Linked DNA regions of Mus musculus: all the other regions are linked to region 6. Evidence: chromatin loops called from intact Hi-C (ENCODE). Cell type or tissue: heart. All regions are shown on one strand. Region 1 has its middle 41 kb from the start of Slc22a16. Region 2 holds the start of Ddo (D-aspartate oxidase). Region 3 holds the start of Cdk19 (cyclin-dependent kinase 19). Region 4 holds the start of Cdc40 (cell division cycle 40). Region 5 overlaps Cdk19 (cyclin-dependent kinase 19). Region 6 holds the start of Gtf3c6 (general transcription factor IIIC, polypeptide 6, alpha). Region 7 has its middle 11 kb from the start of Ddo.

The links. Hi-C counts contacts between places; a loop is a spot of excess contacts. Peaks named below come from ENCODE experiments on the same cell type or tissue, not always from the same donor. Only the 100,000 strongest peaks of a DNase experiment are listed, where the experiment ranks them.
Region 1: a loop joins it to region 6, with 6 times the contacts of the local background. A loop is called at or near these places in 41 of 42 quality-filtered maps.
Region 2: it touches region 6 in a loop (2.5-fold over the local background); 3 of 42 quality-filtered maps call a loop at or near these places.
Region 3: a loop joins it to region 6, with 7 times the contacts of the local background. A loop is called at or near these places in 19 of 42 quality-filtered maps.
Region 4: it touches region 6 in a loop (4-fold over the local background); 5 of 42 quality-filtered maps call a loop at or near these places.
Region 5: a loop joins it to region 6, with 2.4 times the contacts of the local background. A loop is called at or near these places in 4 of 42 quality-filtered maps.
Region 7: it touches region 6 in a loop (2.4-fold over the local background); 2 of 42 quality-filtered maps call a loop at or near these places.

The regions. Positions count from the first base shown.
Region 1 is chr10:40,527,619-40,531,618 of GRCm38, reverse strand. No RefSeq gene overlaps it. Among named protein-coding and RNA genes, the nearest start is that of Slc22a16, 41 kb to the left of the region's middle. In heart, a CTCF peak has its summit at 1,783 (motif pointing right); a DNase peak (open chromatin) is centred at 3,878.
Region 2 is chr10:40,627,312-40,631,311 of GRCm38, reverse strand. It overlaps Ddo (D-aspartate oxidase), which reads right to left and starts at 1,301. Exons shown (of 5, transcript NM_027442.5): 1 at 1,221-1,301. In heart, a CTCF peak has its summit at 1,971 (motif pointing right); DNase peaks (open chromatin) are centred at 81, 711 and 1,321; H3K4me3 peaks cover 821 bases; H3K27ac peaks cover 1,409 bases.
Region 3 is chr10:40,347,963-40,351,962 of GRCm38, reverse strand. It overlaps Cdk19 (cyclin-dependent kinase 19), which reads right to left and starts at 2,655. Exons shown (of 13, transcript NM_001168304.1): 1 at 2,242-2,655. The coding sequence starts at 2,369. In heart, CTCF peaks have their summits at 1,866 and 2,070 (motif pointing right); DNase peaks (open chromatin) are centred at 2,022, 2,692 and 3,112; H3K4me3 peaks cover 2,976 bases; H3K27ac peaks cover 2,720 bases.
Region 4 is chr10:40,882,540-40,886,539 of GRCm38, reverse strand. Cdc40 (cell division cycle 40) reads left to right here and starts at 3,397. Exons shown (of 15, transcript NM_027879.2): 1 at 3,397-3,653. The coding sequence starts at 3,465. Wasf1 (WAS protein family, member 1) reads right to left here and starts at 2,713. Exons shown (of 9, transcript NM_001379453.1): 1 at 2,470-2,713. In heart, a CTCF peak has its summit at 1,784; DNase peaks (open chromatin) are centred at 2,249, 3,109 and 3,469; H3K4me3 peaks cover 2,640 bases; H3K27ac peaks cover 2,188 bases.
Region 5 is chr10:40,427,107-40,431,106 of GRCm38, reverse strand. All of the region lies in intron 2 of Cdk19 (cyclin-dependent kinase 19), which reads right to left. Among named protein-coding and RNA genes, the nearest start is that of Gm32234, 25 kb to the left of the region's middle. In heart, a CTCF peak has its summit at 1,796 (motif pointing right); no DNase peak of the experiment used is centred here.
Region 6 is chr10:40,257,438-40,261,437 of GRCm38, reverse strand. It overlaps Gtf3c6 (general transcription factor IIIC, polypeptide 6, alpha), which reads left to right and starts at 3,726. Exons shown (of 6, transcript NM_026113.5): 1 at 3,726-3,859. The coding sequence starts at 3,779. It overlaps Rnu3a (U3A small nuclear RNA), which reads right to left and starts at 2,970; the gene lies at 2,759-2,970. In heart, CTCF peaks have their summits at 2,284 (motif pointing left) and 2,924; DNase peaks (open chromatin) are centred at 2,867, 3,397 and 3,747; H3K4me3 peaks cover 1,468 bases; H3K27ac peaks cover 1,766 bases.
Region 7 is chr10:40,616,632-40,620,631 of GRCm38, reverse strand. No RefSeq gene overlaps it. Among named protein-coding and RNA genes, the nearest start is that of Ddo, 11 kb to the left of the region's middle. In heart, a CTCF peak has its summit at 2,460 (motif pointing right); no DNase peak of the experiment used is centred here.

The DNA of each region.
Region 1 (4,000 bases), 270 kb before region 6:
ATGTTATCTGCATGTACAGTCTGCTGATGTTCAAATGGACCAATCATGTGAAACCACACCAATTCCTCCCTGCTGATGTTTAAATGAACCAATCATGTGAACCTTCGCCAATTCCTCCCCCAGCCCCAGCCCCTTTTCTATAAAAACCCCTAGCTTCCAAGCCTCGTGGTTGAATTCACTGTCTCCTGAGTGAGATACATTTCCACCCGGAGCTCCGCCATTAAACTACCTCGTGTATTTACATCAAGATGGTCTGTTTATTCGTGATTCTTGGGTGCACGCAGAATCGGGAATTGAGTGGGGGTTTCCCCACTAGGTTCTTTCAGCTACTGTGGCTGCTGGGTGTTAACTAGTCTTTAACAGAAAGTAGCATCTCTGTGGGGGAGGGAGGGGGCAAGGGCTGCTTATAATTAATGATTGCCAGTCTTGCTTTGTTTCCAGTGGGAGAACGAAATAATAAACTGCGTGAAAACTGTTTATTTTTTAGGTAGAAAAAATTGAATTGACCAAAAATACATTTTCTAAAAACCATTAAGGGCCTCGAAGAGACAGAAATGGATACTGTAATGACAGCAGCATTGGATAGTGGAGCTTTGGGGCATAACTGTGCCATGGGGAAGCAACAGCTCTTGAAAATTCAGGACTCCAAACAGAGCCATAGTGAGCTCACACACTTTAGAAATGGCTGTTTCACAATTCAGAAAGCCATAGCATTTTCTGAACAGGATCCCGTGGGGCTCACTCTTGGACTGCAGCCAGCTGTAGGACAGAGGGCGCAAGCACACGGTGTTTTAGTATGCCTTGTACAACTCTGGTTTACTTAGCACCTTGCATGGAACCTTTAAAGGTTCTCTTTAATGAGGAAAAGGAAGTCTTTAATGAGGAAAAGGACAGGGTGGTTTAAAAGGTTTATGAGAGCATTAATATATGGGAGGGATTTTCTTCTCAGTCATTTGAAAGTACCACCTCCTCCAGTCACTCCTGAGAATGAGAACTAGGTCTTGAGGCAGAATAGGGGAGGGGGAGGAATGCTGGTAGAGCCTCTCATCCAGGACCCCTCGTGCACATTAGGGACTAAGTCCACCCAGTCTTATAGCAGCTAGCTCTGCATCACTTCAGCAAAAAGGGGAGAACTCAAGGAAGAATGTGGGCATCTATTCCAGGTTGTAAAACAATGTCTTCCATCTGCCTACAACTTACTTCTTTAGTTTGAGTATTCTCCTCCCACCCCTCCCCCTCTCTCTCATTGATATTCTTGGGATAGACAGTGACACGTAGCTTCCTGGGTCATGGTTCATGAGGAGATGAGCTCACCTGTCCATCCAAAATCATGTCTCCCCTGCTGGCCTAGCGTGGCTCAGCTCTCAGTGTCCGTTAGTTAAATGAGTGGATCTCTCAGTAAAGTCTCGGAACCCAATCCATAGTTTACTGAAGCCGTGGCCCCACCTACTTTCAACTCTTTTAAAGAAAAGGGTATGTTGTTTTTTGTTTCATGTGTGTGTACCACCTGTACACAGGTGTCCACAGAAGCCAGAAGAGGGCTTTAGAGTCCCAAGAGCTGCAGTTATAAGCAGTTGTAAGCCACCAGACACGTTACAAAAAAAATAAAAGAAAGAAAGAAAAAGAAAAAGATGGGCCTGGAAGGATAGCTCACCAGTTAGGAGGTTCAGTTCCCACCACTCGTGTGGCTCACAACCCCTGTAATTCCAGTTTCAGGAATTCAATGCCTGCTTCTGCATTATGCCTGTGTACCACTTGTGTGCTTTGCCCAAAGAGGCCAGAAGAGGGCATCAGAAGCCCTGGGACTGGAGTTACAGTTAAAAGCCACCTTAAACGATTCTGGGAATTGGACTCAAATTCTCTTGAAGAGCAGCCTGCGCTATCTCTCCGCCCCACAATTTTTATTTAAAGGTTGTTTTTAACTTATGAATCGATGAGAGCCACAAAGTGGATGCTGGTAACAGAACTTGGGTTCCCAGGGAAGAGCAACGAGTTGTTGAGCATCTCTCCAGCCCCAAATTGTCCCAAATCTTGCTGATTAGTGTGTTCATTCCCCGTTTGTTTCAAATTTTCTTCTGTTACAAATGAAATGTTTAGACAGCTAAGAGTTCTACATCTTGATTCAAAGGAAGTCAGGAGAAGACTGGCAAAGTCCACCCCCACAGTGACACACTTCCTCCAACAAGGCCATACGTTTCCAACAAGGACTCATCTCCTAATAGTGTCGCTCCTTGTGGGTCAAGCATTCAAACACATGAGTTTGTGGGAGCCACACCTGTTCAAACCAGTGCGCACAGCAATAGAAACCTAAACTAAGATAGTGTTCCAGTGTACTCCAGCTTAGTTTTTGAGATGGGGCTCCTCACGAACCTGGTGGAGCTTAAACCATTTTGGCCAGAATAACTGGAAGACTGTGGGGCTGTGGGTGTGGGGGGAAGAGGGGAGTGGGAGAGAGCCCGTGTCCCATCAGAGTTCCGGTGCTCTGGGTGGGCAGATGAGGGAGGACTGCCGCACGCTTTCCACGCAGCCCTGGGTGAGTGTCTAGCTGTGTGAAGCCATGGACCCCAGCTCTGTGGGTGGTGGACAAGGGGCAGTCCTAGGCACCAGGTTCCCAGCTTCGGGTATCCCATACACCAATGGAAACCTCAGAAGAGCTGAGAACAGAATAAGGACCCCGGGACAGCCCTGAGCCCCAGGGCCGAAGTGAGCAGAGGGCAAGGGGAGAAGGCGCTTGATGGTTCCCACATGGGCTGGAGTGCAGGAAGACTGTCCAGCGGGAGTTTAGACATGGCTCATTAGGAGAAAGCCTATCCGATCGTTCAAGCACGGCAGGCCTTGATGAGCAGAGACAAGTCTATGGTTTTAGAGCTTTATTGTAGAAGGCAGGGGGAAGGAGAAAAGGTAGAAAGAGAGAGGCTGGCCATGGACACATGCGGGGGGGGGGGGTGGCGGGGGGGGGAGAGAAAGAGGGCTAGAGAAGAGAGTAAGAAAGGTGAAAGCTTAAAGAGAGCAAGGAGGGACCAAGCAGCCCCTCTTATAGTGGGCTGGGCTATCACTGTGTAACTGTGGGGAGGAGCATACCTGGCTATAGTCAGGTAACTGTTGGGGTGGAGTCTAGCCAGAATGCCAGAAGCTTGGGGCATTGTCTGTGTGATTGGTAGTCACAGAATTTTATGGAGTTGGAGGCTCTGTGGTTTCAGGCACCAAATTCTGGGAACATGGCTTGCTTTTCCATCCCTTGTAGAGTTTCCTACTGGGTTGCTGAAGCAAGCCCCATTCAACCAAAATAGACTGCCTATCACAGTCCCACAGCAGACAAGTCCACAGAATCCACCTGTCTCTGCCTCTGTCAATGCCAGGGGCTGCAGTTACAGACCCACATAGCTACACCCAGCTTTTACATGAGTAGTGGGCATTAGAACTCCTGTCCTTGTGCTTGAAGATCAAGTACCTTACCACCCCCTGCCCCAGCCCTTGAGCCCTACCCTTTTAATTATTGTTTTTATCAGCCATTTAAAAAATACATTACCAACTTAAAATTTTCCTATTGGGTCTGTGCTGCTGGCTGGTAAAACAGAACTGCATAAGAGCAGGGTGCATACGCATATACTGTAACTTTTATTTTAACAAAAAGTGTCCCAAACAGTTGTAAAATGATCCACACTATCACCTTTTTTCTTTACAGAAATACAAAATGTGGGAGACCTCGTTTTTTCTAGCCACTTTATTAACTCTGAAAGAATGTGCTGGTCGCCTGCTCACGTGTGCCTTCAGTCCTCTCTGCAAGGGCAACTGTGTGTCAGCAGCACTTCCTGTGTTCATAGCAACCTTCTGCACAAAGCTGCCCCAGGGCAATACCATGTCCGATGTCCCGCTTTTCTTCTGCAGCCTGGAAGCCCCCACCGGAAGTGGGTTCTGAACTCATAGAAACCACACCCACATACAGAAGGTACTCAGAAAATGTTGCTGAGGGGGCAGGGTCCTTGTCCCTCAACATTCC
Region 2 (4,000 bases), 370 kb before region 6:
AGTGCCCTTGCCTAACTTTTTCCCTATGGGCACATTCTAGGGACTGCTGAGGAGGTAAGCTAGTCCTGGGAAGCAGCCGAGCTGTGACTTCTGCTCCCGGGACTCTAGGGAGCAGACACAGAGGTCATGTCTGGCTGCCACAGATGATTGCATAACAGGAAGAAATGGCCGCGGTCCTTTAGCCTCTGTGCCTTCACCTGAAGACAGCACCAAATGAATTCTTATTAGCCTCTTTGAGTAGTAAACGGCAGGCCGCTGAGGCTGTCTCCCAAATAGATCCCCTGTGGGAGGATGTAGGGAAAATGTAGATACCAGGCGCCTGCGCCAGGCACCCCAAGGCTGACATCTTGTGTGGAAGGTAGAGAGAGGGGCAAAGATGTCAGTGTCCTCCACGCTCTCCGCAGAGGCAGCAGGAATCTGTTACTTGGTGCTGACCTGTCAGCCTCCTGCCCGCCTTCACTTCTTTGTCTTACTATGTGTGCTCCATGCCCAACTCCCTCTATCTGGCTCAATTCCAGATTAAGGAGAGTGGACAAAACGTAATTATTCCAGTTAGTTATAGCCATTCCTTAGGGGTAAAGTTCTCTCAGCCAGCTGCTTGTGTTGTTAGCCTAAATCCCACCCACCCCTGGTACAATCCCTTCTTGCAACAGGCAGTGAACAGGGCATCAGGCCAGGTGAGGTTAGCCATGGCAGACATCATGAGGTCTGGCTATGAGTGGTTCTCTGCCTCCTCCCTAGCTCCACTTGACTCCCACTCCGTGAGCCTTGAAGCCTTTTCAGGGAGGTTTAATGTGCGCTTCTCCTCCAACTGAGCCGTGTGCGTTTCTGAGCAGGTGAGCTGAGATGTCAGACTGCCAGGGTTGAAGAAAGACAAGAGAAGATTCCCAGCAGGACACAGTCCAGTGGGGAAGGCTGGGAGAGGGAGGTCCTGGACTTGTTTCCAGAGGAGGTAATAGAAGACAGACGGCCATGATCTTACTAGTTGCCTATCTAGCAGCCTTGCGCCACAGCTCTAATAAGTTAACACTAGGGTGAAAAGCAATCTGTGGCTAAGAATAACCAGCTGCCAGTGGAGTGGAAAGAGAGCCAGAAACATAGGGCATGTCCTGATATAGTGTGACCTATCAATCTCTGGCCCCAACCCCACCAAGACACACCCCTAAAATCCCAGAGTGCATACAGAACGACCCTAGAGCAAAGAGTGAGGATTCAAATACCTGTCTCTGAAAAAGCAGTCTGGTATCCACCGGAGGTCCTGGCACCAACACTTGTTTTCCAGTGACCTGTTAGCCTGGTCTCCTAAGAGACAGGGAAAACAAAACTCCTTCCCATTGGGGAAATTATTAAGGACACTCTCTCTAAGCTTACCCTCCATTGGTCCATGCCACAGTGTCTGCCTCTGACTCCCCAGGAGAGAGGCACGTGTAAGCTCTGTGGAACTGCCTCTCTGCCAAGCCTGCAGGGGAAGTTTCGTCCTCTATGACCTGTCTTTGTCTGGCTTTCAAGAACTTCAGCTTGCCACCAGCCTGGAGTTTCTCCGGCTGATTTGTTTGCATGGCAAATAAATGGGTGGTCTGTCTGACTTCCAAAAAGTCCCAGCTAGAACCAAGCACTCGTTTCCCCTGCCGCATTGTTCAGAGTTGTTGATAGCTGAGATGCCGGCCTGGTGGCAGATGGAAAATTTATTCAGAAAATAAGTTAGGATGAACCAAATATTTATAGAAGGGAACTGGTATTTGCTGAGTGTCACCTCCTCAGAAACACACACAGCTCAGTAGTAGGAAAAGCCCACATTAAACCTCCCTGAAAGTCATTTGATTCTAGAGACGTAATTGGTTGTATCACAATAGCTATAATATATCTTAAAGATTTGTTTTACATTTAAATTGCTGTGGTCTGTTGGTCTGTGGTCTATTGCATGTTGTTCTCACATGCACGCAGTGCCCATGGAGGCCAGAAGAGGGCACCAGATGTCCTGGAGCTGGAGTTATAGGTGGTGGTGCGCCACCTGATGAAGGTGCTGGCAATTACATGTGTTAATCGCTGAGCCATTTCTCCAGCCCAGATAATATTTAATAGAATAATATTAACCACGTTAATATACTAATAAGAGATTTCGCTTTAGCCATGACTGTATCACCACGTAACACCATTCTCTTGTGAAATGAGACGTATCCTCCTTATTCTACAGATATAAACCGAGGCTCCAAGACATGTGGAAAAGCCCATGGTCTCTTGTGTGATAAAGGCCATTCTGTGTAGCAGACTCCCTATGCATGCTCTCAGCCAAGCAGAGGTCCTCTTTGTCAAAGCAGGGTCCTCACTATCTTATCTTGAGCAAGTCAGAGGCTGTCTCAGTCTGTCTTCCCATCTGAAAAGGAGAGAAAGATGATTCCTTTTGCATGTGGCCATGAGCCTCTGGTGAGCTCAGCTAGGTACGATTTTATACAAGGCTGTCTGGGTGTCAAAATGGAAAAGAAAGGGCATTGTCCCTTCAGTCCACAATCCCAAAGTCACAGAAAATGGAACAGTTCTGTGTCTAGGGGAATGGGTTCTTTCTCCACACACATCCAGCAACCAATATAGCAGACTCTCCAGCAGACACATCCGGTTCAGCAGGATTCTCTTTCAATTCTGGCACCTTCTACCTGAAGATGGTATCTGGTACCACAGGTTGGAGGCTCAGGTCTTAAGACTTACCCCTTATCAAAGGTCAGATGCATATCTCAAACCTCGGGTTGTGCCCTGTGCCTTGGGTCCCACCACAAATTTGGGGTTCTAGGTTGCCCACACTGGGTTCAATTCGTTTGCTGCAGTACCTCGTAGAACTCAGGAGAGCTTAGTCTGATATAAAGGCTGCAAAGAAACCACTAACCCTGGTGTCTTAGTTAGGGTTTACTGCTGTGAACAGTTACCATGACCAAGGCAACTCTTACAAGACAACATTTAACTGGGGCTGGCTTACAGGTTCTGAGGTTCAGTCATTATGGTGGGAAACATGGCAGCATCCAGGCAGGTATGGCTCTGGAAGAACTGAGAGTTCTACATCTTCTTCTGAAGCCAAACAGAAGACTGGCTTTCAGACAGTTAGGATGAGAGTCCTAAAGCCCACACCCACAGTGACACACTCCCTACAACAAGGCCACACCATCTCCCACAAAGCCACATCTCCTAATAGTGCTATTTCCTGGGCCAAACATACTCAAAGCACCACACCTGTCCTTTTAGATATTTATGTTGACTTACATCCACAGATGTGACTGGCTATACATCTCACTTCCCTAGAATCTGAGGGAGGATGCTGAAAGTCTCTACCTTCTAACTATGCCTTGTTCTTTTCTGTGGGAAGGATCCTTCACGGCAGAGGCCATCGTCAACAAATCGATGAGTCTGCATACAAAAGACACTCCTAACCCTCAAGGTGCTAAGAGTTTTAGGAGCTATCAGGATTTGAGAATAAAAACCAAATGTATACTGCACTATATCCCAGGTGATATCCATATTTTATTATTATTACCCATATCCATATTTTATATTATTATCCATATTTTATTGAACACAGCTAAAAATCAGGAACTGCTTATAGAGTAGTCCCTCTGTCAAGGAACACTTCAAAGACTTTAAAAGATTTAAGGATTTCTCTCTCTCTCTCTCTCTCTCTCTCTCTCTCTCTCTCTCTCTCTCTCTGTGTGTGTGTGTATGTGTGTGTGTGTGTGTGTGTGTGTGTGTGTGTGATTTTTTATTTATTTATATTTTCCATTAATTTTCTTAGTTATTCACTTTACACCCTGATCGTAACCTCCAATTTCCTCCCAGTCCCCCCTTCACACCACTCCTCCTCCTATCCCTCCCCTTCATCTCTGATAAGGGTGAGGTCCCCACTGGGTACCAACCCACCATGACACCTCAAGTCACCGCAGGACTAGGAATATCCTCTCCCATTGAGGTCAACCAAGGCAGCCAAGTTAGGAGTCTGGACAGGATCCACAGGCAGGCA
Region 3 (4,000 bases), 91 kb before region 6:
GGTCTGAACATGTGATATAATGGTCTGAAAATATATTTTCATATTCTAAGTGGTTTTTTGTTGGTTGGTTTATTTTGTTTTGTTGGTGTTTTTGAAACAGGGCTTCTCTGTGTAGCCATGGCTGGCCTGGAACTCCATCTGTAGACCAGGCTAGCCTCCAACTCAGAGATCCATCTATGCCTGCCTCTAGCTCTAAGTGTTTTGGTTTTTTGTTTTGTTTTGTTTTGTTTTAATTCTACTTTGAAAATACAAAAACTGACCTTATTTTATGTACTCTACTTTACCAATTTCACTCATAGAATAAGTGTATTTTAATCAATATCCTTATTATATAGTGAAAACTAAGAAGCGGAAACTGTTTCTGTTGTAATCCCATCTAGTCTATGTGACTCAGAAACAGAATTGTTAAAGTTCTCAAAGACTCAGGGCAAATGAAAATATTTTAAGATATTTTTAATGAAAACTTTGTGTATTCTAGATGACATGTATCACAACGTTAGCACAGTCCCTGGGGATACGGGAAAATCCAGCCCAACAATGGAACCACAGTGTCCAAATGACAGCACTGGATTTGCTTTCCCCAAACAGCCCTGTGAAGAGTCCCACTGGAATATCAATTTAATCAGGAGAGTGGCTATGCCAAAAACAGAGTGCAAGTCAATTACAGTACCCTCCAGCCCCTGGTGTGCACTCGAGGACATGTGGTAATTAAAAGAAACAGCTCAGACAACTGAGTAGCTTGGCCTAGACAGGTCTACCTGCAATAGCGATTAACCATCATCCTTGAGTTCTGGACAGTACCTGTAACTTTCCAGGTACTGAGTATGAGACACTTGGTACGACTGTGCTCTGGCTTTCTTCTTAGAAAAGTAGCTCGAGCACTGCTTACTTTGATGCGGGAGCGCCTCACCAACATTATCAAATCACAGCACTGGGAAGGAGGGGCCCCAAGGAGCACTTTAAATCTGAGGTATGGTGATAATCCGGCTTATCAAAAATGCCCCATCACAATCCTTAAGTCTCCCTTTTGTATAGTCTGACAATCGTTTGAGTCTAAGTTACAGAACCTAAGGGAAAGGAATTCCTTCCAGAAAGGAGCCAAGGTGACAACTGGCTTTAAACTCACCATTCCCAGGCCTGAAGTTTGGTTCCACCGGGCCAGCTCTTACAAGCCAGTCTGACCACCGGCCCGAAGGGGACATTCTCGATGCTTTATCAACTTGTCTTTTACTGATATAACAATCCATAAAGACTTCCCAAGAGATTCCTACAGATCCCCTCAACTAAGGAAACGGCAATCCAGGCTCAAGCCTGTCACTCCGTTTTCTGTTCTTGGTGGTCTAGGTTCTCAATAAACACTACCAAAGCTCACAGCCATTTGACAGAGGCTAAGAACTTGAAGAAATCAAGATTTCTTCCTGAAGAAAAGAGAAATGGACCAGGTTTGGTGGCATACGCCTTTAATGATAGTACCTGATTAGCAGAGGCAGGCGAATCTCTCCGTTCCAGGCCAAGCAGGGCGCACAGATACCCTATCTTAAAGGGGGTTGGGGGGAATTAGATAGCCAAGATATATCTTATACCTAAGATAGCCAAGAGGCAGGAAAGATAAGCAACCAGAGAACACTTAAATCTTGTAATATACAATTTATCTCTCTCCAGGGTCCACCTTCAGAGTGCTGAATTCAGAATATTAAAATGTGGGAATCGGGAGCAGGATCGGGAAGTCCCCAGGTAAACATCAGAGATGAAGTCTGGGTTGGCAAGGAAGTCAGACCCAAGGGGCCAGCCAGGACCCCAAGCGCTGCGCCACCAGACAGGAGGCGCCCCCGCGAGCTTTCAAACCGCCGCCCCGGGAAGGCGCTGCGCCGATTGGAAGTTCCACCACTACCGTCACCAGCACAGGGCCAAACCGGTAACTCTTCAGCCAAGCCCTCCGGAGGGTCCCCGGGGACCAGACCCCTAAACTCCACCTCCAGGCGCGGTCTCCACCCGCCGCCCGCTGTTAATCACGCAGCCGCGACTCCAGGCGGGACCGACGCCCCCGACGGGGCTGCGCCGTACGACTTCGAGGGGCGCGACCGGCCAGCGGGGGGCGGCAGCACCAGTGCCTCCGAGTTAGCCCCGGGACGTCGCTCTGCGACCCACGCCGCCTCGTCCCGGGAGCTCCGACCCACCCAGCCCTCCGGGGCTCCGCAGCGGAGGGGACGGGACGAGCCCACTCCCCGCTCGCGCTCTTACCCATCTTTCCGCCTCGCCTTGTAGACATGCCCGTAGGTGCCGCGTCCCACTTTGCACCCTTCGTACTCAAACAGATCCTCCACCCGCTCCCGCTCCGCCGCCAGCTTCGCCTTGAAATCATAATCCATTGTCTGCTTCCCCCATAGAGAAACCGGGACGCGGGGGCCGCCGCCACTCAGTCCCTCCTCCACCGCCGCCGCTCCACTTCTCCAACAGCCGTCGCTCGGGCGCGCGCGCGCCGCCCGCCGCTCCGCGGTCCGCCTTCAGCAAGGGACTCCTCGGCGGCCGCGGCAGCCACCTCCTCCGCCTCCTCCTCCTCCGCGGCGGCGGCGGCGGCTCCCGCAGGCATCTACAGTCCCGCCTCCTCCCTTCATTTCCTTGTTTTGGAACCTGGTGGGCCGCGCCGCGGCTTTCTCGAACTCATTAAGGAACCAAGCGTCCCGCCCCAAGGTCGCGAGCCATTCTGGGAAATGTAGTTCAAGAGGGCTCGTGAGTTGTGCTACCTCCTCGGGAGCGGGGAATACAGTTCCCAGAGTTCCTGGGGCCTTTTGGGCCACGCCTCCACAAGGCATGTACGCCTGCGCTCTGCCGCCGCCCCACCCCCTCAGCGCGCGACTGCTGTTCCTGTAAACTGTAGCGCAAAGTTGCAGCGGGATTTTTGCGAGCCCGTGGGAGCTGGCGGGAAGGACACCTTTGCTGAGCTAGGAAGTAGATACCCGGCCCTGACTGTCATTAGGCTAGAAAAGCGGGAAGCACCTCACGAGAGCCTTGCTCTAGAGCTCATTCCGGCGCATCCGGAGCTTAGGACTGGGGTTTAGACAGTTGTACTACACATTGTTTGTTTTCTTGGGCAATTGATCCTCTGGTTGCCCCGCCCCTTGCCTCGGCTTATTGGCAGAGACTGAAGAGTGACGTCCGCTTTGGTGCCTGGTTATCTCCGGCTTTGGCTGTTTTCCCGCTCTTGATTGGTAATTGGATGTGCTCGGTTCTTCCTGATAGGTTAATCTTCTTTCTTTACGATGCAAAAACCGTATTTCAAAACCTGAAGATTCAGCGGTTTCCCAGCTCTTGCTAGGGGAACCGTGTAACTTCTACGGCCCACAGCCAATCATCTTTTTCTTGGCGCTCTAGTCGGTTTTATCCTAACATATGCGGGTGCGGTAGCCTAGCTTTAGCCATCTGTCTGAGAACAATTAAAGCGCTTGGAAGATTGCAAAAATGCAGCGTTTTAAAAACAATCGTTTTTGCTGGGTAGTAAAGCGTGTTTTACAGTAATGGCGAGGCTCACCTAGGGGTTTAAGGTATTTATCTTGCTCATGACGTTGATTCGTTATGGTGTCTGAGGCTCAGAACCCATCACCTCAAAGTAGTACTGTAAGAACTTAGAAAGTGCCTTACTAAAAATGTGACCCACTGCATATTGATGGCTTTTAAACCGAAAAGAAATTGAGATCCATTCGACACGCGCGTTTCAGCTCTCTTCCACTACCTAAAATAAAAGGCAGCATTTTATAACAAGATTAAATTTAAAAGGGAAATTTGATAAGGTGTCTGTGTCAAAAAGGCAGCTAAGCTATCCATAGACAACATTATTGCTGGGGAGACCATCTAAACAAAGAATCGACTTGTTATTTCCTCTTTATTTCCTTCCCTCTCCTTCATTTATCTCCAATACCTACTAAAACTTCCAATTCTTGTTCCTCTCTGTATGTCATGAGCTTCAATCATCAGGCCTTTCGATTTCATTGTGTAGGACTCC
Region 4 (4,000 bases), 630 kb before region 6:
ATATAATTAAGATAATTCTAAAACAAATCAGCTAATCAATGAATTATAAATTAATGAATTATAGACTCACATATAGAGACTTTTCATCTATATGATTTCCTCCCACAAAGTAACCAAAAGTCTAATATCTTAATAAAAGCTATAATAATATAGTCTCAACAGTAGTTTCTGCTATGAAGGTAAAGGAGTTACTCTTTTAATAAGAACCCAAATATAATCTCTACTGAAGATCAAGCCTTTGGAAAAGATAGCTTAAATTATTCTTAAAATTAAACAAAAAATAAATTGAGTATTATACTATACCAATGTGCTGTCTCTCAACATATGGCCATTTAGAAATCCAACCAATAAAGCTGACCTTCAATGCATCTTATAAGTAATCACAATTATGAAATATATTAACTACCATTTCTAAATTAAGAGATCTTCAATATTTTCTAGACTTTTCACAAATTTAACTCATTATTCTACTCGTTACCAATTATTTTCACCAGTATTAACTATATAATTATTATATGTAGGCATTAAGTCTATAGTTAAAAAACGAGAAATAAATTCAAGCTAAAGCCATCTGGCCAAAGCAAACTCAAATGTAAATCAGCCCTTCCCAGGCCCTGTGGAAAAGCATACCAAAGCCTCTTCATGATTCATCGATTAATTAAAATACTTAAAGTTAGTTTAAAAGTACTGGGAAAATATCTTCTCTGATTTAACGCATACTATTGTGTGGCATAAGAGTATTGTTTCCATTTACATGTTAGGAAACCAAGGCAAGATGTCCACTTTGTAAATTGCAAGGTCTTTCCTAGCCAAAAAAAAAAAAAAAAAAAAAAATGATTCTACACCGTCAACTTAAATGTATGCCCTTTACAAATTAAATAATCCCTGCACCTCCAAACACTTGCATCGTCCGTGTACAATTCTGTTCGTATCGAAAGGGTTAACAAAACAAGCTTAAACACATAAAGAGGGGAAAGCCGATAAAAAGGAAAAGATGTTTCTAGTGGCTCATAGGCTGTTCTTAAATGATATCATTTAAGTAGTAAGTAGCTATGTTTTTTTCCCAAGGTTTTGAGATATATTCTGTCCTTAAGGTATTCAAAACTGGATCTACTCATATCCATGTCGATAAGAGTTAAAAGAAAAAAACTGTAACTGGCAATAAAATATACTTTAAAAAGAACTAAGTGAAAATTAAAATCCAAGTTAGGGAGTTTTTCTCCTCCCATATTAAATCCTCCCTCTCATTCAAATGAAAGATATGATTAGTAAATCGGATGTTCAAATATTCTACAAATACAAAACTTTTCTTATTAAAACGGAAAATTTTATATATAAGTACGTTATTCAAATATTCAAAATAAATAAAAATACTTTCCCTAACAGAAACTTAGATCAAAGATAAACTGTTCCTGTGAGTTCCAAATGGGACTGCATCTGTACTTGTGTTATGCGGCTCCCAACAATTAGAAAAATGAAAGTTTACCAATTAAATTTACAATGTCAATGGATGTTTGTACAACTGAACAACTAATAAACTAATCACACCGATTACTGAAAATAAAGACTTAGCTAATGTGAACACCAAGAAAAAAATGTAAATAGAATGTCGGGCACATTTTGTATAGTAAAGGATAGGGTCAGAATGAGTCGAATTAAAGTACCTATTCTAGCTAGGTATTAATTAGTCAGTCACAGGGCAGGTCGTGAATGTTGGGATCCGATGAGCTTTCTTTTCACCATTATTCTAGTTCATCATCCGCAAGTGCTAGAGAAGGTGTCTACGGAAGCTAGGGGGCATGCTGTAGCTAGGGGAAAAGAAAAATGGGAAAGGTGCAATGGATGCTGCATAGTTGAATAATTATCTGGGTGGCACAATGGGCGAGTCCTGCCGACATCAGAGCCCAGCAAGCGTCTCCCTAACTCTGCCCGAGGAACCTCCCCATTTCCAGGCATCAAAAGAGCCAGCACCCTCTCTGCCTTCTCTTCCAAACTGGAATATAAAGGGATGCCCGCACTCGCTTTACCATGGTCGTGCAGAGAGCCGCGGCGCAAAGACCCGCGGCCAGGGCTCGCTTTTCAGAACCGCTGGCACGCCGGGCGAGCCGAGGGCTCCGCGACTGGCTGCAGCCTTCGCCGGCGCCGATGCACAAGGGCGGAGCGGCGGGATCGGAGCCCCGAACCCCGCGCCGCAGGTGAGAGCCGCAGATGCTGCACCCAGAGCAGCCTCGGGCCAGTCCCCGCGCCCGAGATCCCACGCCTCGTCCTCCACGCGCAGCCCGGGCTGCTGGGCGGCGGGCGCGGGGGAGCCCGGGATGGGGGCGGGGGCGGCGCGCCCATCCATCGCCGCCGCTGCAGACCCCGGCTCATCCACACGCCCCTCTCGGCTCGGGTCGGTGGAGAACAGTTCCCTCGTCAGGACCCCGGGAAGAAAAAAAAGGGACAAAATCCTGAGAGACTCGTGCTCACCGCGAAACCGTGGGGGGCTCGCGCCGTACCCCTTCTACATGCTTCGGCGGCTGCCGCCGGTCCGGCTCCGCACTGGGGCGCCACCAGGAGCCCCTCGGGAGCGTCGGGCTGCGGGATGGAAGCCGCGCCGGGCACTGGCTGAGGCGCCGGGCCGCCGGGAATGCCGCCGGGGGCGCCCACTGCTCGCCCGAGCCGCGGTGCGCTCGACGCGCGAGCGAACAACACCGCGAGCAGCCGCTGCCCTGCGCCGCCCCCTCCCCGCGCGACGCTCCACAACCGGGCGCGGGGACCCGCGCCTGCAGCAGGGGGAGCCGCGGGGCGCTCTCCGCCTGGCCTCACGACCTTTCCCCGGAGCTGCACCGGACGGGTCCCAGGTCTCTGAACTTAGGATTCGCACTCTCCCCTCGAACCCTGCAGGGCGTACGGCGGCATGGTGGGAGAATGAGCATCCACCCACTTACCCGTCCGTGGGCAAGAGGACGGCGCTTCCCCCTGTCCTGAGGCTCTGTGGTATTGCCCGATCCGCACTTTGGGGGAGGGGGCCGGAGAGAACGGTGCTGGGCTCGGGAATGAGGGAAGATGACATCCAATTGAATGAAGCATCCTCTTGGGGGCGGGGTCGAAGGCAGGCCCCCTCTGCCGGGCTCCACCTCCTCGCTCCAAACTACATTTCCCATGGTGCCGCGAGCTCCTCGCCGCACTGTACGCCGGGAGTGAAGGTCCTCGAGGCTTCAAACACATCTCAGGACTGGGTCTTTAATCAACGAGGTCCTGAAAGTTACAAATAGTTGTAATCCCTTGTGCTTCTTTAGATAAATGTTTGTGAATCTCAAGTTTTGATACAGTTATCTCAATAATAAAGTTTTTTTCGAGAAGTTATAAATGATTTTTTTTAAAGGAGGTAAATATCGAGTTCCATGACAATCTGACAGGACCTGGGAGACGCTGCTTCTTCCGCCTTGGCCTGGCCTTAGCAGAGAGTATCTGTTGCAGTCATGTCGGCTGCGATTGCAGCTCTAGCTGCTTCGTATGGCTCGGGCTCGGGGTCCGAATCGGATTCGGACAGTGAGGGCAGTCGGTGTCCGCTGCCAGCCGCGGACTCTCTCATGCACTTGACCAAATCGCCTTCAGCCAAGCTCTCTCTGACCGTGGCGGTGGACTCGGCTCCGGAGGTGGCAGTTAAGGTAAGTGTTTTGGACACTAATAAGCTCAGGAACTGCTTTCAGCTCGTCTCGGGTTAGAGGCTGGTCTACCTTGGCGCTGAGAAGTATGTAACTAGCGTTTACATCTCTTCCCACATCCTCCTTGACGATTAGAAGTACGGAGCAGCTCTCCACTAACCCCTGTCCTTCCTATCTCCGTCGGATAAAATTAGTTCAGGAGAGGAGGAAAGTTTGAATTTGTAGACTAAGATGTAGCCTTATTAGATCAGTTATAAGTTCAGAGCATAGATAATATTGGATCAAGACTTTCAAACTAGAATTTGTACCCTCACTAGAAGTGAGCCACGGCCAGGCACTGTTTTGTTTTT
Region 5 (4,000 bases), 170 kb before region 6:
TAAACAACCTCAGTGTTCAATAATAGCAAAATGGATAATTACAGTATATCCATATGTTATAGGTTCAGATATATACACTAAAGTTTTTTTTTTAATTTAAAAAATTTAAATTGTAGGGAGTCTGTGGACAAGACTACAAGAGTCATCAGATCTCCTGAAGCTGGAGTTACAAGCAGTTGTGAAACCTGACAAGGGGGTTTGGAATCCAGTGGAAGTCCTCTGGAATAGCAGTGTATGCTCCTAACCACAGAGCAATAGCTCCAGTCCAACTATACATTTTTAATGCTACATATTGCTACAATGTTGATATAATATTCTAAAATCTATAAAAATAATTTATTTACAAAATGAAATGTATAGCAAAATATCAATAGTACCTGTTTCACCGTGTGAGATGACAATCACTTTACTTTTTGAAAAGATTTTTACAATGAACATTATTGATATTTTAAGAAACATCACCTATCCTAAAGACAGCCCTTCCTCTCTAAAACTCCCCTTGTCCCAGTGTGTGGTGATCTAGAAAGGATACAATGAAAGGAGAGAGCCATGGCCTACTTCTTGGAAAAATCCTATTTTGTCAATGGACTTTAGTCTTTAGTTCTATAAATATTTGCTTCACATGATACCATGCAACCACAAATATGCTTCAGATCCATTTAAACAGCTGTTAAGTAGGCTGTGACACACACCGAACGCTAACTGCCTTGCTAGACACTCAGTGTGGTAACCTGATTGCACTGCAACCTTGTCAAGATGTTCAATGGACACATCTTCCAGACAAGTAATTATAAGAAGTAGTATCCTCTTGCCGGGCAGTGGTGGCGCACACCTTTAATCCCAGCACTTGGGAGGCAGAGGCAGGCAGATTTCTGAGTTCAAGGCCAGCCTGGTCTACAAAGTGAGTTCCAGGACAGCCAGGGCTTCACAGAGAAACCCTGTCTCAAAACAAACAAACAAAAAAAAAACCACAGGGCTGGTGAGATGGCTCAGCAGTTAAGAGCACCCGACTGCTCTTCCGAAGGTCCGGAGTTCAAATCCCAGCAACCACATGGTGGCTCACAACCATCCGTAACGAGATCTGACTACCTCTTCTGGAGTGTCTGAAGACAGCTACAGTGTACTTACATATACTAAATAATAAATACATCTTTAAAAAAAAAAAAAAAAAAAAAAACCACAAACAAACAAAAAAAGAAGCATCCTCTTTTCACTGTCCTAAACACATACAAAATCTAAGTTAAACCATTTTTCTCTAAAGCACTATTTAAGTTCTTTCCTGAAGCCCTGAACTCTTTACCAAGCCAATTCCAACATGCATATCTATTTTCACCCACACTCCTTGTGCTGCCTATAACGCTCCCCATTTCTATTTTTACCACATTGCCTTTCGTGTTGTCTATAATACTCCCTTGGGTTCCAGACTCTTTTTTTTAAAAAGGACTCTAAAATTCTTATACTCAAATAACTTATTTTTCCCAAAATAAATTCAACTTTCTATTCTTTGTGTGTGTGTGTTTAAATAACAATATGACTCACAGGGCCATCAAACTTTCTCTTGGGTAAAAGCATTCCAATGACTTTATTTTAGAAAGTACTGAGTATATAAAATTTAAAACAACATAATAATGAAGCAGTGAATTCTATAGTAAATTAGGAGGACTGCCTGATATCAGTGGGGAGTGATCCTAAAATGATTGTTAGTAATTAATAGTGAAACTAGATGCCCTCCCCTTTGACTGGCTTTTTCAAAGCTAGCATTTCAAAAGCATATTGGCTACATTATAACCTTCCAGCAGGAGGCACTCATACTATGAAAGGAGGTTTAATAAGCACAGTAGCCCAACTATGCAAGGTTCCACTATGCATACACATATACACACTTCCACTTGTCATAATACAGCACCACATATAATGCAAGCAGAAACAAAAGCAAGTGAGCTCTGATTTACTAGCGGCATGACACAAAGTAAGCTCCTTAACTCTGAATCTTGTAGAATAATCTACTTACACGGGCTCCCATAACAAATAAATGACTATACAGTGATTAAGTATATAAACTCAATGCCAAACTCTTGACCAATTATAGTTTCTACTCATAACTACCATTACTTGCAAGAACATTAAAAAAAAAACAAGCATGCAATAATCTATGTAGAATGCATAGCATAAGATAAATTCTTGATAAATGAGAGCTGTAACTGTACTTTAGTTGAAACCCTAACCAAGTGTCAGTTCCATCCACCCCCGCCTCAAAGAAGCCTGACTTTACATGAAATGGAAACTATCGCAGAAAACTACAAACAGACACAGTACAGACATCAATGGAACATGGTGAGTCCTGGCAGCTATAATAACTATGTAAGAAAGAGCGCCTGTGTTCTGAGCCATCGCTCAGGAACGTTGTAGAAGAGGGGCAGAAAGATCCTAAGAACCAGAATTCCCGGAAGTGCTCTGAAACAGCCTCCTCTAGAAATAGATTAGTCATCATAAAGTGTCAAATGTCAAGGATCAACAGGCATTTTAACCAGAAGGGGAGAGAGCCCATGGGGTCACACACACTTCCAGATAAAGAACTAGAGGCAACTAAGGACTACTATGGACTCAGTATATTATAGTTATATATATATATGGGAATATCCAAGAAGAAGGAAGATGATGTTACAATAGTAATAATCAAAGGAAGAGGCTTTCAACTTGGGGGGGGGGGTTGCGTGGGAGAGGTTGAAAGGAGGGTACCTGGGAGGAGCTGGAGGAAGGGAGGGAGAAGGAAAGTGATATAGTTCTACTTCCATTCCTAAAAAAGCTAACCAATCAAGGCAGGAAGAAGTACTCATTAAAGAAACAGGGCCTGATGGAAAATAGCACAGTGCTGCCTCCCAGGTGCCTGAAACCCTGCAGTAGGAGAGCCTGCCGACCATAATACAGTGGCTACATGAGCTCTGCTTCTCTTCCTACTACGGTGGCTACATGAGCTCTACTTCTCTTCCTACTGAACAATCTGGTTGCTCTTCTCTCTGACTTCAAGTTGTGCACATACTTGCTCTGAGAGCAGTATCTAAGCTGTAAAGTCTAAAATAAATAAGTTCACATCGCCCTTATTGTGATAGGATGTATGTTTATTTAGGTAAGCTTCCATGTAATACATTACATATGAGAACTTCAAAACTTTCTTATAAATCAACAGGACTTTGAATATGCAAAGTTAAAATATGAAAAATGAAACAGATACAATGGAGTCTGCATAGTAAAACCTAATTCTCAAGAGCATTCTAATTCACCCCCTCCCTACCTCCCTCTGCCATCTTCTAAATCTAAATGGTTGAGTGACCACTCCAAGTACTGTAAGAAATTACACCATTGTTTATAAATTATAGCTAAGGGTTTGCATTAGTAACTAATAACCACTGAACTACCAATAGAAATGATTAAACGCTATCTGGTTCACGACACTTCAAGAGGAGGCATAAACACAATGAATTAGACTCGATCAATCAATTGTGCATCCTTCATTCTAAACTACCTCACAGAGATTTTAACAGAGGTAACTAGAAGTCAACCATTGGTCTAAACTGAACCCAATTCAGGAAACATCTACTGTACTGACTCTGTTACACAAAACTACTTCATTCCCAGTCTGCTAAGAAACCTACGTGTGCATTATGAGAAAACAGAGGGCTGGTTTACACAATGAAGTAACTAATTTTAATTTATGTCTTTTTACTATCCATCTACTATTTCTAATCAATGAATGCTAAAAAATTATATTCACGCTAACAGTGTGATGTTTATTATATTTTTGTGTGGTGTTGGAAATATTCAATGTCTGTTCAAAGTCAGACATGCAACCACTGAGCTGTATAGTCAGCCCAACTTCAATCTTTTAAAATGAACTAAACTGGCAGATGTGAAGCTCTTACGGAAATACACTAAGCAATGATTAGATTTAAAAGGCTAGAAATCATTACATTATAATGATGAAAATCAGGCAAATGTGGAT
Region 6 (4,000 bases):
CGAGGCCAGCCTGGCCTACAGAGTAAGTTCCAGGACAGCCAGGGCTACACAGAGAAACCCTGTCTGGAAAAAAAAAAAACAAAAACAAACAAACAAACAAACAAGAAGTTAATACATGTATTTTATTTTACAGACAGGCTTCGGATAAGTTTCCTAGCCTAACCTTTTTGTGATATCTCTGCCTCAGTACCCTGAGCCGGGATTAGAGGCATACACTACCACACCCTCACATACCAATAATCTGGATTTTTTTTTCCCCCTCATCTGCTCCTCTGCATCCAATTAGAAGCCCAGTCCTCCAGATCCCACTCCACAACACAAGGCTGCTGACCCCTGGTGTACTTCTGTGGCTACAAAGGTCACATGATACTCCAAGCTTCACCTCCTTGCTTATTTGTTGGTGCTGGGGACTGAACCCAGGTCTTCACAAATGCTAATACCCTCCAGGGAGATTTATCTCCTCATTTTACTTTTATGTTGAGACTGAGTCTAACTAAATCACCTGGCTGACCTTGAATTTTGGATCCTCCTGCCTCAGTCTCCGGAGTACTTGACAAGACAGTCCTTCACCTTCCCCGCCAAGTTACCAAGCATCATTTACAAAACAAAAATACAAAACAAACCCCAAAAACAAGACCCCTAATATTTCAGTATTTCCCAAACGTTTCCACAGACGTGCCTTTAACAGCAGAGGAAACTTTTAAAAGGTGAAAACGTTTACATACGCGTATGCGATGTAGCTCCGGGATGGTCCTTCCAATTGTTCAGCATTACTCTTTGTTCTTTGCTAAGATGGACTATAACCTGAAATTGGGACCTAAAAATAAGCCCTTTCAGGCTTGGTTCAGCGGTTAAGAGCACTGACTGCTCTTCCAGAGCTCCTGAGTTCAATGCTCAGCAACCACATGGTGGCTCACAACCACATGGTTGTGATGGCTTCTTCTCCTCCCCTCCCCCTTCCACCTCTGGAGTTCTGAGAAAACAGGTAAGCACCACCGCAACGTTTGTGTGGAGCTAGAGATGGAGTCAGGGCTTCCAGCGTCAGGGCTTCTGCTAACTGGGCCACATCCCTTTGGGGGGAATCAGAGAAATTTCATCATAGATGCTGGCATCATATGCAAATCTCATGATCTCCTCCACCTTTTTTTATTTCTTAACAGCACCTCACTACAAAGCCTTGGCTGGTTGGTCTGCAATTCACTATGTAAACCAGTCTGTCCTCAAACGCAGAGATTCATCCATCCATCTGCCCAAATGCTGGGACATCACAATTGCTTGTGCCATCACACCCAGCTATTTTTGTTTGAATGTGTGTTGCACAAACCATAATGTAGGTGAAACACCTATACACATACACACAAAAAATAATGAAATAAAAATAAAGAATTACATTTTATTTTCACAGCTATTATTACTCTCTATCGAGCTGGGATGCTTAGTATCTCTCAGTATTTAGTTGTACATGGCTGCTTGCAAATGGCTCTTTGCTATTATTTTCTATCAGAGTTTTTCAACTGAATTCCTTAGAACAGAGCATCAGTATAACCTGCACACTTGCTATCTGTCCTATACTGAACTTCCCAGAATTAGATTGCAGTGCTTCAGAGATCTGGAGAAGCCTTTCAGCACATTGTGATGCAGCTGAAATTTGAAGCCAAAGTTATCCTGCACTTTGTAGTTCCCGCCCCGTCCCGCCCCGCCCCGCCCCGCCCCCAGAGAGATGGTTTTTCTCTGTGTAGCCCTGGTTGTCTTGGATCTTACTCTGTAGACCAGGCTAGCCTTTGAACTCCTGAGTGCGTGGGCCATCACCACCAGGAAAGGATCAAGGGTTTTGAAGGTTCCAGGCCCTACAATTGAGCTACATTCCGAGTCTTGCACTTCATTTTCTCATACAAGTAAAGTACAAGTTTAAAACAGAAAAAACAAAAACTTACTGTATCTTACTCTTATGTAAGTGCAAAATGTTCATTTCTGAGACAAGATGTTACCTCTAAAGGCTCTTTTACAAGAACTCTGCTATAAAACATATTTTTAAGCCTGGTATGGTGGTGTATACCTTTAATTCCAGCAGAGGCAGGAAGCTCTCTGTAAGCTCGAGGAAAGCTTGGTCTACAAAACGAGTTTCAAGACAGCCAGGACTGTTACATAGAGAAACCCTCTCGAAAAACTAAAACAACAACAACAACAACAACAAAAAGGAGAAAATAAAAATTCTCATATAAGTTTTCCAAGTAAAAGAGCAAGAAGGAGCAGATTGTTAAATCACTTGTCGCCTCCTAGTGGCAGTGTCTTAATATTGCGACCACTATCACATTTAATATTCTTTATTTACTAGTTCAGGTTAATAGCCTTCCTCATAGATTTTTTTTTCCTCTGCAAGGAGCTTCAGTCATGCTTGCAGAAGACCTAAGTTTACTTCACACACAACTACTAATAGGACAAAATTCTTTCCTGTTTTGTTGTTCATAAGCACTTAAAATTTTTCTTGCAGTTAATGGTCTCGTGAACATTATAACTACATTCATACTAAGAACAAGAAAGGCAGGTCAGCCAGGCTGTAGTGAACACCCTAAACCCCAGCACTTAGGAGGCTGAGGCAGGCAGAAAGCAGAACTTGAGTTGGAGGTCGTCTGGGACCATACAGAGAGGAATGACCGGGCTACACAGTATAAGCCATGTAAAATACAAGAGGAAAGATATCCATTTAGTAGCTCAGGACCAAAGCATCTACTCTAACTTTCAACTAAATATAAAAGAAACCACTCAGACTGTGTCCTCTCCCTCTCAACCCTCAAGAGAGTTGAGAACGATCATCAATGGCAGATAGCAGTTGCAAAATGCAGCACTAAAAGCCGGCTTCACGCTCAGGAAAGGACACTCTGTCTCCTCCTCGTGGTTTCGGGTGCTCTACACAGTCAGAGAAACTTCTCTAGTAACAAACTATAGAAATGATCCCTGAAAGTATAGTCTTAGTTTAGCGTTGCCAGCCGCCGCGAGGCCACCTCTGACAGCACATTTTTAACTAATGGTGACATTCCCCACCCGCCCCCCCCCCCCCGCGAAAACCCCGTAATATTCTCCTAAGGAATACCATACACATGCACTTTCGAAGCTGTGTTCGTATATTATTTTGCAAAAAAAAAAAACAAAAACAAAAACTCATTCTGAATACTTATGACTTGTAAACTAACTCAGAATCAAGTTCATAATTAACATATTGAGGATAATAGCCAATCACACGCCAGTGTCTTCAGTCATCCTAAGAAAATCACTTCCGGACCAGTTTTAAAGGGTGGGTGCGGCTCCTCAGGCTGCGTTTTACTTAAGATGGGTGTTGATTTGTGTCCTCTGCGGTCTGAATTCCACCCTGTCCCAGTAGCGTCACTGCTGGGTTTGTGTTAACTAAGTAGCCACTCTGGCCTAGAATTTGCATTAATCCTCTCCCTCCCGCGTCCTTAGATGTTGGGATGAAAAGTGGAGGCCACCATTGATCCTCTAGTCTCCTTCGGCAGACAATAAACGTGAGGTTTTGTTTTATAGTGGAGGCAGTTGATTACGCTCATCCTCAGCTACTTACTGAGTTCAGTGTAGCCTGAGCTCTATGAGCCACGTTCTTCAAAGTGGGGCTAAATACCCTAAATTCCCGAAGCTCGGAGCGTGTCGAGTCTCCACGTGGGACCCACTTACGGAAGCCTGGCGTCGCCATCTTGCTTTCTGGCCGGAAGCCGGACGCCGCTGCCCGTATCCAAAATGGCATCCACAGGGGGCGTGGCCAGTGATGGCGTCTCCGAACGCTATGGCGGCGGCAGTGGATCCCATTTGGGAGGACTTGGAGGAGGAGGAAGAGGAGCTAGAGGAGGTTGTAAGCGAGGGTCAGAGGCCTGCGGCGCGGGCGGTCTTGGTTGAGCCACCCCTGGGTGGGGAAGGGAGTCTGGGATGCGGACGGAGGGAGGGAGGCCGGTAGACAGCTCGCTGGCTTTCCGAAGCCCGAGAAGCCGTG
Region 7 (4,000 bases), 360 kb before region 6:
TCTCTGACTTTGTCTGGGGAATTCAAACCCCCCTACACACACACACACACACATCTACCAGTTAGATTACTGGTTCAACTTCCTTTCTTCTGGGCTCATTTCTCTCTGGGCTCACTCTCTGAGAACTCCTATCTTCCTGTAGAGACACCTACTCATCCATGTCCACTGCTGCTCCAGTCACCATAGCTGGGATTGGAAACAGCCTCGATGCTCGATAGATGCTGAGTGGGATAAGAACCCATTCAGCTGGCCCCTGAGACTCCTGTAAAGCTTCCCCATGCTAATGAGGCAACATAATCCCTAAGCCTTCAGCCAGTGACCTTTGCCTATCCCAGATGTTCCTACTCCTAGTCCCCCAAGTTATATTATTTACCCCAAGTAAAGTTGATCTGCCTCCTTGAAGCTGGTCCAGATGTAATCATTCACTGGATGTACCCAGAGTTCCCTAATCCCCAGTTGAACATCTCTCTTCCCCTTGCCCCTGTGGACTGTATCAGCCGATGATCCCTGATGGCAGGGAGAGCCACATAAATACAGAACATTTTCATTATCCACTAATCAGCTGGTGAGCATCTGGGCTGTTTCCATTTCCCAGCTATGGTGACTAGAGCAGCAGAGAACATAGATGAGTAGGTGTCTCTACAGGAAGACAGGAGTTCTCAGAGAGTGAGCCCAGAGAGGAGCAGCTGGGTCATATGGTGGATCTAATTCTAGCTTTTCTTTAGTGGCTGCACCAGTTTGCATTCCCACCAATGGTGACTAAGTATCTACATGTCCCTGTAGCTGTGGCAACATTTGCTGTTAATTGGTTTTATTTGTTTTGTTTGGGAGGGATTAGTGTTGTTTTGGTTTTTTATTTTGGCCATTAATACTGGGGTAAGATGAAATCTCAAAGTGGTTTTAATTTTCATTTCCCTATGGCTATGGATGTTGAATATTTTTAAAAATAGTTTTTAGCTGACTATAATTCTTTGGGGAACTCTATTTAGTTACACGCCCTATTTTTAAAAATAGAGCTTTTTTTGGTGTTTAAAGTTCTTTTATGTGTTCTAGAGACTAACACTTTCTCAGATGTATAGCTGGTGAAGATTTTTCCCATTCTTTAGGTTTCCTCTTTACTCAGTGACCATGCCCTTTGCTCTACTGAAGCTTTTTTGGTCTCATGAGGTCCCGTGTATCAGTTGTTGGTATTAATCCTTGCACTACTGCAGTATTTTCAGAGGGTCCTCACCTGTGCCAAAACTTGAAGTGGATCCTAGCTTTGACTCTTTAGATGTGTTTAAATTGGCAGTTCCATGTAGGTTGGTAAAGTAAGGATCCTTTGTGGGGAATTTTGAGGGATGGAGGGGTGCAGAAAGCAGGTGGCATCAAAAAGGAAAGAGTAGTAGCCAGGGTCATGTGAGGTGGAGGATGGGAAGACAGGGAACACGAAGGATTGGGGGATGGAAAACAAACACTAAAGACCTTGGGGAAGCCATCTGGAAACCAGCTATTGTAGAAGCTTCATGAAATGCATAAATGTAATTAATAAAAAGATTAGTTTGAGTTCCATTCCAGTGGGGGGAGAATAGTGCCCCTCTCAGACACCATGGGCTGTTAAACAAAAAGCCTGTACTGGGTATGGGTTTTTGACTTGTTGATCTAGGGGGCCCCATAGGTCACCTCAAACATTATAGGCTATTGCCGTTGTTCTTTATTACTCTTCAGGCTGGTGTCAGCCTGCAAGCTTCATCTCTGCTGGCTGGCTTTCATGCTGCTATGACATAGCATATGGTTGCTGTGTCTACTTCTGGGGAACAAAAATACTCAGTAGTCCTGCCCATCTGTGACCCCTGCAATCTACCAATGACAACTGGTCTGGAAATATGCCTAATGGTATAGTAGTAGCACAGATGTTAGGGGCATAACCAAACACTTATTGATTAGGTTTCATCCCATTACACTGGATGGAACTCATGCCTGATACTGTTAACTAAACCAAGAACTCATGGCTGTCTAGATCATAGATTCTAAAGGAGAACCACAGATTAGCACATCTCTCAATCCTTATCAGAGACACTTCTTTTTGAAGTAGATGACAATCAATAAAAATATTCACAACTAGTGAACATGCAGAGAATAAAGAATTATAGAGAGCTCAGCCCTAAATGGGACATGTATATTACACTACCACCACCCCTGCCCCAGGCTCAGGGATCATCTTGAAAGAAAGCAGAGATTGTAGGAGCCAGAGGCAGCAGATGACCTCTGAGAAACAGTGTCTCTGGACCACAGGACCATTGCAGACCTGAGTTCAGAATGCTGTAACTGCATACACAAGATTTGCACAAGACCAAGCTGGAAAAAAAAATCACAGCATCACTAAGAGAGAAGCTTTTGAAGTCCAACCCCTAGCTATTGGCAATTAATAGCTGCAGTAGAAGGGAAAGTGTCAGAATACATGCCATGAGGCTCCAGTAGATGGCTCTCTACCCATGAACACTATGTGAACTCAGTGCCTTTAATAAAAGAAGTGAAGGGAAGAAGAAACATTAATGTAGAGTATAAAGGAAGAGTTGGAGGAAAAGATATAGGGGTAGATCTGATCAAAACATATCCTAAGTATGTACAAAATTCTCCCAAAATGTATGATATATATATATATATATATATATATATATATATATATATATATATGTATATATATATATATATATATGCATGTATATATACATATATAATATAACCCAAACTATGCAAGACTGTTTTGAATGAAATTATATTTCATTAAGAGACATTAAAAGATAACTCAAGCAAACAGTGTGCTGCCTAGTTTTATGTCAACTTGAAACAAGCTAGAATCATCTGAAAGAAGTGAACCTCAATTGAGAAAAGATCCATAAGATCAAATTATGGGAAATTTTCTTATATAGTGATCAGTGAGGGAGGTCCCAACCCATTGTGTGTGGTAACATCTCAGGGCAGGTTGTTTAGGGTTCTATAAGAAGAAGGTTGACATATCCATGGGGAGCAAGCCACTAAGCAGCATCTTTCCATGGCCTCTGCATCAGCTCCTTGAGTTCCTGTCCTGATTTCTTCTTCTTTTTTTTTTTTTTAATTAGATATTTTCTTTATTTACATTTCACATGTTATCTCCTTTCCTGATTTCCCCTCCGAAAATCCCCTATGTCCTCCCCACTCTCCCTGCTTACCAATCCACCCACTTCCTGGTCCTGGCATTCCCCTACACTGGGACATCGAGCTTTCACAGGACCAAGGGCCTCTCCTCCCATTGATAACTGACTAGGCCATCCTCTACTACATATGTGGCTGGAGCCATGAGTCCCACCATGTGTACTCTTTGATTGGTGGTTTAGTCCCTGGGAGCTCTTGGAGTACTGGTTGGTTCATATTGTTGTTCCTCCTATGGGGCTGCAAACCCCTTCAGCTCCTTGGATCCATTCTCCTCCATTGAGGACCCTGTGCTCAGTCCAATATTTGGCTGAAAGCACCTACCTCTGTATTTGTCAGGCACTGGAAGAGCCTCTTAGGAGACAGCTATATCAGGCTCCTGTCAGCAAGCAGTTTTTGGCATCCACAATAGTGTCTGGGTTTGGTGACTGTATATGGGATGGATCCCCAGGTGGGACAGTCACTGGATGGCCTTTCCTTCAGTCTTTGCTCCACACTTTGTCTCTGTAACTCCTTCCATGGGTATTTTTTCCCCTTCTAAGAAGGACCAAAGTATCCACACTTTGGTCTTCCTTCTTCTTGAGCTTCATGTGGTCTATGAAATGTATCTTGGGTATTCAAAACTTCTGAGCTAATATCCACTTATCAGTGAGCGCATACCATGTGTGTTCTTTTGTGATTGGATTACCTCACTCAGAATGAAATTTACTAGTTCCTTCCATTTGCCTTTAAATTTCATGAAGTCATTGTTTTTAATAGATGAGTAGTACTCCATTGTGTAAATGTACCACATTTTCTGTTTCTATTCCTCTATTCAGGGATGTCTGGG